2 separate regions of the Homo sapiens genome follow, and region 2 is linked to region 1. Evidence: chromatin loops called from intact Hi-C (ENCODE). Cell type or tissue: natural killer cell. All regions are shown on one strand. Each heading gives the region's core, and the rest is flanking DNA. Links, peaks and the distances in the headings are about the cores only.

Region 1 (3,806 bases), core at 515-3,014:
TCCTTGGCGTCAGGCTCATCTCCAGACAGGCAGAGCGTGATGCTCTCTTCCTCATTCTCTTCACTGGGCGGCTCACTTTTAATCTGCCCCCTGGCAAGCCCCGGCTTGAGGCTGTTGCTAGAGTTATCTTCCCGGAATGTGCTTGCAAAACCTGAGGTACTGTGTGATGATGCATTATAGACATTCTTGGTACATGCAAGCTGGTATTTCTTGTATCTGGGGTACTGCGTTAACGCGTCCTTTTCTGAGCTCTCCTTGGTGTCTGTGGGCACGTCAGGCTCGGGCAGCAGGGCTTCTTCCTTCTCTGCTACGGGGATGGCGGCGGCCTCAAAGCTGATGGGCTCTGGAAGCATCTGGTCCCTGGGGCAAGCCATCTTGGCCGTCTCTGAATCCATCGTCTCCTCCTCTTCATCCTCCTCCTCTCCTGCAGAGTTCTCGCAGTCCTCGTGTGGGCGCTGGCACGCAGCATCCTTCCGGCACACAAACAGGCCATCCTCACTGTTCAGGAGCTGGGTCTGCAGGAAGCTGAAGCAGGAGTCCTCCAGGTTGTGCATGCGCAGGAACTCAGCACAGCGGATGACCTCGCGGATGTTTTCTCTGCTGAGTAACAGCTTGGCAGTGTAGGCAAACTGTAACAGCGGCCCAAAGCCCCTGGCTGTGACCTGCAAAACAAACAGGGAAATCGCCAACATTACCATCAGCACTGCTATTGTCCCGAATCCCTCAACTGAAGCAAGATAACCAGACAGTGCTAATGTCCCAGAATAAAGACTGCAAAGGGGCAGTTAATCTTGTAGTACTGGGTCAGCAATGATTCTGCTTCCAATAATTAGTGCCTGTCTCGTGCATGCCACTGTTGTACTCCATCACAGCACAGGCAGAATTGAAAATCACCAGGGTCAAGTGGCTAAACAAGATGACAACGGGTTCAGTGTTTACACTAATGAAATATCCTGGCAAAAATGCACGGTGACAATGGGGAGCCTATTAATTTCCCTCCCAATCAGTCCTGTTGAGAGCCATTCTACACGAGGGGGGAGTGTTGTGACACTTCTTGCAGCTTGCTGGAGCCCAAGAGAGCCTTAACGTTTTCTTGTCAACCACAAAAATGGCAATGTGACCCTGCAAAAAACTAACTCCAGGGAGTTGTAAAAATAGGTTTTCCTCACTTACAATGTTAAAAGAGACATTAAAACAACTCCTGTTTTGCTCATCCATCACAGTTTCTACTTGAGACTTTCGGTCATCATGTCTACCTGATCTTATGATGATGATGATCTCATTATCTCACCAGAGATGACAACAATCAAAAGTGGTGTGCTCAAGATGAAATCAACCCCTGGCCCATAATGAATGGGGGTTGCAGAGTTAAACAAACCGGCTCTCATTTAAATGGTTGAAGCTGCTGAGTGGCACAGGGTATGGGCTATTCCTTCCCTAATTATTAGCAGCAGCTTTGCCATGCAGCTGTCTTTTTTTCCTGGTAAATCTTCAGGGGCTAAGCCTACTGTCATTTGCTGCTTATCTGTTATATTTTACAAAGATTGAAAGTGTGCTATTTATGCACAGCTTGCATATGCACACAAACACGTGTGTGCCCACACGCATGCCTGCTCACACACAATGACTTAGACAATTAAGAATATGTTGCCTAAGGCCAATTGTTTTTTCAGATGGAAATGGATTAAACTTGCTGGTGTTCATCAGGGTAAGCTTCCTTACCCTGCACATAAAACCACACATCCTCTAGGTTCTTGCAAGCACTGCTGACCACACAGGAAGGTGACGCATGTCTACAAATCCTGTACAAATCAAATGAAAGCAGCAATCATGGGGTCCTTGCTAGAGGCTATGGTAGCAGTGATACAAAATTTTAGCGGGGGGAGTGAGTGCACAGCAAGGTGAACTGGTAAACTTTGTAGCTGACTTCTGTGTGTATTAAACTCACCGCAGCATACAGAGCCAAAATTCTTGCAAGGACCTGTAATTGATGTTCAAGATTCAACCTGGACATTCACTCCTTTGGGAGTGCTCTCCAGTCCTCTTAGAGAGAATGAATGACATTGTCCTCTCAGCTCTCATAGCCAGATGAGGAGACGTGCTGGATTCTCCAGGGCAGCACTGATTTCATATCATTGCATTCTTTCCAGTAACGGAAATTTCTTAGACATGTAACTGAACGGGATTTTAATTGTTAATCTTTTTAAAGTACTCAAGTAAGATTCCACATTAAATTTTTCTGTCAGATGATGAGTCCAGAGATATTTGGTTAAAAAAACAAAACAAAAAGCCATGACTGCTAGACCCACATTATAAATTCTATATGGGCAATCAGTGCCATCTCCCTTTTATTATACCTAATTGTGCCTGTTTCTACCATAAGACAGCAAGCTCCTTCAGATCAGGAATGGTTTTGTCTGTCTTTGTAACCTTGCATCTAATCTAACCTGGGGTCTCTCACATGGTAAATACTTGTTAAAAGCTTGTATGTTACCAAATATGTCATGAGTCAAACTGTGTCCTAACATACTACTACTGTGTATGCAAGGTGACAACACAGTATGTTTAGAGAGTGTTGTCTCAAGTTACTTTTGGAGCAAGGCATCATGTAAACCAACTAACTGAACCGATCAACTGATCAAAGGCAGGCAGGCAAGGGTCTTTGTTTGCCCCGTGTCACAGTACCAGTATTAAAAAGGAGGTCTGACCGACACTTTTGTATCCTGCTAAGCTGACATGGTAATAGGTTCAGCAAATGTAGTACTGACAATACATCTGTTTTATGTCCTTTTCTTCCAAGAATCTTTAAAAGAAAGTAAAAAAGCAAGGAAATGTGTATTTATAGGTAACTGAAGAAGATGACAAGAATGTCACATGACCTATTCCTTTACTGCCACATGGCTCCACCACAAAGAAAGAAATGGTGAAATCAATGCAGAGTTGACCCCTGCCCTCGTAATGATCCTATGCTCCTCTGTAATGTGCCAGTTGCCAAAAGGGTGGATAAGACACTTCTTGAGTTTTGGCAAAGGTGCTCACTATATGGGAAATGTAGGAAACTAATTTCAATGCTATTTATACTGTTCACACAGTTTTTCTTTTTTTTTTTATTATTATTATGCTTTAAGTTTTAGGGTACATGTGCATAATGTGCAGGTTACATATGTACACATGTGTCATGCTGGTGTGCTGCACCCATTAACTAGTCATTTAGCATTAGGTATATCTCCTAATGCTATCCCTCCCCCCTCCCCCCACCCCACAACAGTCCCCAGAGTGTTCACACAGTTTTTCTCATACTCCCATCCTTATCACCATTTTTTTTTTTTTTGATGCTGTAGGTCTAAGTAAGTCTTACCACTATCTTCCACTGTGGCCTCTTGTAAAGAAAATTTCTAAAGAAGCCAGGGACATCCATGGGGATCTGTAGATCAGGAAGCAGTACTGGGAGTCACCCTCTGCCACATGGCTGCAAGGAGCTGGAGAAAGCATCTCCGCTCAGGGACGAGCTGATGCTTAAATGTATGAATTGGACCAAGGAGGTGAATGAGCAAAGTCTCCACATCACAAATCAATGGCACTCCTTAGATCACTGAGGCTTAGGAAACTTCCTGAGCTTGAAATGATCGTCATATGGTCATGAAAGAGTCATAGATAAAAAATCTGGTTTGTAAACTGTCACTTAAGCCCAAGGGCAGAGGAAATGGTGTCCTCACCATGAAAGTTCAAGAGCTCATAACTAGCTCTTCTCCCATTCTGGTTTCAGTCCTGCTTTGTCATATTTAAGTCTGCAAGATTTTGCTCAG
Region 2 (3,806 bases), core at 496-2,995, 230 kb after region 1:
AGGGCAAAACTGCATTTATAGAACCCAATTATGTAAAATATATAGATACATTTAAGATGATACATTAAAAATGTCACTAAAATATAACACGATCTTTTTGTGGTTGTGGGATTATACATGATTTTTGTTTTTTCTTTCTACTTTACTTTCCAATTTTTCTAAAATTAACATATATTATTTTCATAGTTAAGAAATAAGGTTACTTAAATTAAGAAGAAAATTACCTGTGGATGAAACGACATCTGATGATGGGTTATGAGGGTTGGGGAAGGCCAGAAAGGCATAAAATAGAACCAACCACGTTTATAAAATGTTAAATTCAACTGGTCTTCACGTCTACACACATTAGTATCTTCTGTCTTACACTGTAAACTCCCAGAGAGCAAAGGCTGTGTCTAATTCTGTGCAATGTCTGGCTCAATTAAAAATGTAGACAGAATATAATTTTTATGATGATTACGCAAATGTAGTTGGTTCTTTTTCACTCTGGCAGCCAGTTTAGTGTTACTGATGCTTGGACAGTGACACAGAATAAGAACATACATTGTTTTCCCCCTTTAAAATCATAGTGTATTAATAGGCTACTTTTAAAAAATTTTTTTGCAGCATATACACTCATAGAAGAGACCGATCCTCTACCATATTTAAAGTAGAAAGTAAAACAGTACTGTAATTTTCTCTGTTTTAGCCCATTTCCATGTTATATAATGAATGTAATTCCAAGGATGAGCTTACAGTTTGATTTCCATATTAATTCAATTACTGGACTCGCCACTGACTCAGACCTGGAATTAATATAAAATACAGGGAGACACACACAAAAAATGTTCCACTTAAGAAACCAAAACAGCCCTAAGTCAAACCACTCTTACAACACTAGAGTAATATCCAATGAAGCGGCTTCCATTTACAGTGTTTTCCAGACCCCACAAAGTTCTTTTCAGAGTTCTTATATTCCCTAAAATATAACCAAGGTTACTGTAACTTTTGAAGTCACTCTCAAGATGTACCTATCAATAAACAGTAGCTTTTTGTTTTTTTAGTACGGTGGCTGTAAGAAGTTACAAATGACTGTCAGTGTGGTTTCAGGTGGTATTCTTATTAGAAATTTAAAACACGGTGTTATCAAATTTGGCCTAAGTCTGTTCCTTTCAAGGTTATCGTAAAATATGCAGGAAATGTGAAATCCCAAGTGCTTATTAAATTAAACTGGAGAAGTCACTTTTTGAGAGCTCGGTCCTCATGCCCCTCCCCTGCCCCCGTGACAATGGTAGCATTTACCAAGTGCTCTCAGCAGGTGCTGAGTGTTAAGTGCTTCACTTGCATGATGTAACATAATACTCAAAAGAGCTCTGGAAGGTAAGCATTTCTATCAGTATTTTACAGATGATAGGTTTAGGAAAAGGTTAGGGACCTTGACCAAGGTCTCACAACGCCTCTGTGTCAGAGCTGGAATTTGAACCCAGGTCTGATAACTCTCAGAGTGCAAACTCTTAACCACTAAGGACTTGTTCACTTCAGAGGGCTAATTAAGTGTGAAATCAAAAGCAATGAATAATCGCAATTATGCCACTTTTAATTTGAGTCTGTTGCATATACATAATTGGTCTTCCTCTATATTAAGAAGGATGCCCTATAAAAAATTAGAAATTCTGCCAACAAAAACCTCCTGAGGGAAACTAAGAACATCTACTAAATAAATAAATCAAGTGTCTTATTGAGAACACGGCAATACTGAGAGGCTTGGGTGTGGCCACCTGACAGATCTGGAGGAAACCTAGAGGCAAAATGTACCGAATATTCTATTGCACAACAGAATCTATCTGTGGAAAGCACCCCCTAAACGGAAGTATCTGTCAAAGTAAAAATAAATCAGGGTAACAGCATCTAAAAAATATATTGTGAGTGAGATGCATACTTCTCTCATTTACTATGGTACACGAATATACTTAGTTTAATTGTCTTGTTTAAAAAAGAAACAAACAACTTTTCAGCCCAATCTATAAAACTCTGACAAGGACTAACATCACCGTGCAGTCATGAAGCAGGGCGAGCCAGCTGAGGCTTTTGGTAGGGTCTTCTCTGCAATCTGCTTCTACTATGTGATGGGTCACCAGGAGCGCAGGCTCACTGAGGACTCTGCTTTGCATGATGAAGAAATCATCTGGATCTGTTCACAGAGACGGGTCATTCCACTCAAACTCATAAAAGCCAGGCTGACAGATTAACTGAAATGCTTATCAACCAATCTGAGAACCAGAATTTCCCAGAAGAGCAGAGGATTAGGATCAGATTATTCTGTTTTTTAAAAAATTAAAACATTTCCTGAGCACCTACTATGGGTCAGGATCTGTCGTAGGCACTTTTACATTAGTGGTTTCATTTAACTCTCACAACCGATCTTTGGTGTGAGTACTTTTTAAGTACATTTTAGATAGAGGCTGTGGCCTGGAGAGGCAGAGGAACTCTGCTGAGGTCATGCAGTTAGAGGAGCAGCAAAGCTCCCAGAAGAGCACAAGTGCCCCAGTGCTGAGGCTACGGGTCTCACTATGCGGAAAATCACAAAGTTCAGAAGGTGCTGGCAAGGGAGCCCAGTGGTCATAGGTTGCTGTCATCAAGCCTAAAGACTTAAAATGCACTGGTGACATATGGCTGCCAGTTGGGCTGTCATAATCAGGAACATCCCTAAAACTTTCAGGCTCCCCAACTCCTTTTGGTGACTGTCATACAGACCAGCAGCCAGCTGTTTGCTTTTGATATAAATGTGTTCTAATTTCTAAAATGTAAAGTTTAATTATCTACATTTATTTTATTTTATTTTTCCTGATAGAATGTCAGTAGACACACCATGAATTTGTATAGAATGTCAGTAGACACACCATGAATTTGTTTAAGTGTGGGTTAACTTATGGGAATTTTATACATAGCTAACTTCAGTCATTTTTCTGTTGATCTGTGATAGTTTCAGTTTCAAATGATATTTTCTGCCACTGTTCCTTGAAATTCAAATTTTGAGGGTGCTCATTATTTGGTACCCGGGCACTGATTTATTCATATCTATTAAAATACATATATAAAAACAAAAATAAAACACGAAGAAAAAAAGAAAAAAAATACATATACAAGTATACACGGTACAAAATTGTGTGCCATACTGTGTACTCATTCATGACCAAAAGACACTGATCATTTGTAAGCTTATTCTAGTAAACTGAATAAAATAATATAGCTAATATTTTATACTTACTTTTTCTGCTCCTACTGAAAAACTGGACATCTTAATAGTTACTTCATACTACCAATCTAGTAATAAGGTCTGGTGGCCCCAAAATGAAAAAAAAAAAAAAAAAAAGCGAAAGGGGACTGAGTATTTACGTTTTTTAGCATTGGATTAAAAAAAAATAAAAAACAACATCAGTTTCCAAAGGCTAGCTCTGAACATTTTGCCTCCTCTTGACCTTAAATTGTGGGCTCACCCTGGAGAATAAATCTTAATAGTGAATTATACATAGCAACTTTGAAGACAAATAATATTAGTGCAGCCTACCCGTAATTACTCTCTTTTTACAAAGTTTCCTAAGAAAACAGAGCCAAAATGCTTAAAATTTAAACAGAAACAGAGAGAGTAAATGGCTGTGAAACATACACATATAGAAATTTATATTGTATATTTACATTTGGTCTAAAAGCAACTTCTTAAAATTCACCAACAGAAAAAAACAAATACATTTTTTGGAGAGAAGCAACAATGTAGGTAAAGATCACAGATTGTTTAAAAGGCATATCTAAACATCTAAGAGACAGTC

What was found. A loop is a pair of places that touch in the nucleus more often than their neighbours do. Peaks named below come from ENCODE experiments on the same cell type or tissue, not always from the same donor. Only the 100,000 strongest peaks of a DNase experiment are listed, where the experiment ranks them.
Region 2: a loop joins it to region 1, with 4 times the contacts of the local background. A loop is called at or near these places in 20 of 110 quality-filtered maps.

What each region holds. Positions count from the first base shown.
Region 1 is chr6:89,951,201-89,955,006 of GRCh38, forward strand. BACH2 (BACH transcriptional regulator 2) reads right to left here. Exons shown (of 9, transcript NM_021813.4): 7 at 1-662. Among named protein-coding and RNA genes, the nearest start is that of GJA10, 59 kb to the left of the region's middle. In natural killer cell, for the core only: no CTCF peak of the experiment used is centred there; DNase peaks (open chromatin) are centred at 1,191, 1,281 and 1,781; H3K27ac peaks cover 1,553 bases.
Region 2 is chr6:90,185,428-90,189,233 of GRCh38, forward strand. All of the region lies in intron 4 of BACH2 (BACH transcriptional regulator 2), which reads right to left. LOC105377890 (a long non-coding RNA gene) reads left to right here. Exons shown (of 2, transcript XR_001744258.2): 2 at 1-86. Among named protein-coding and RNA genes, the nearest start is that of BACH2, 110 kb to the right of the region's middle. RefSeq lists an enhancer at 1-53. In natural killer cell, for the core only: no CTCF peak of the experiment used is centred there; DNase peaks (open chromatin) are centred at 1,784 and 2,494; H3K27ac peaks cover 1,744 bases.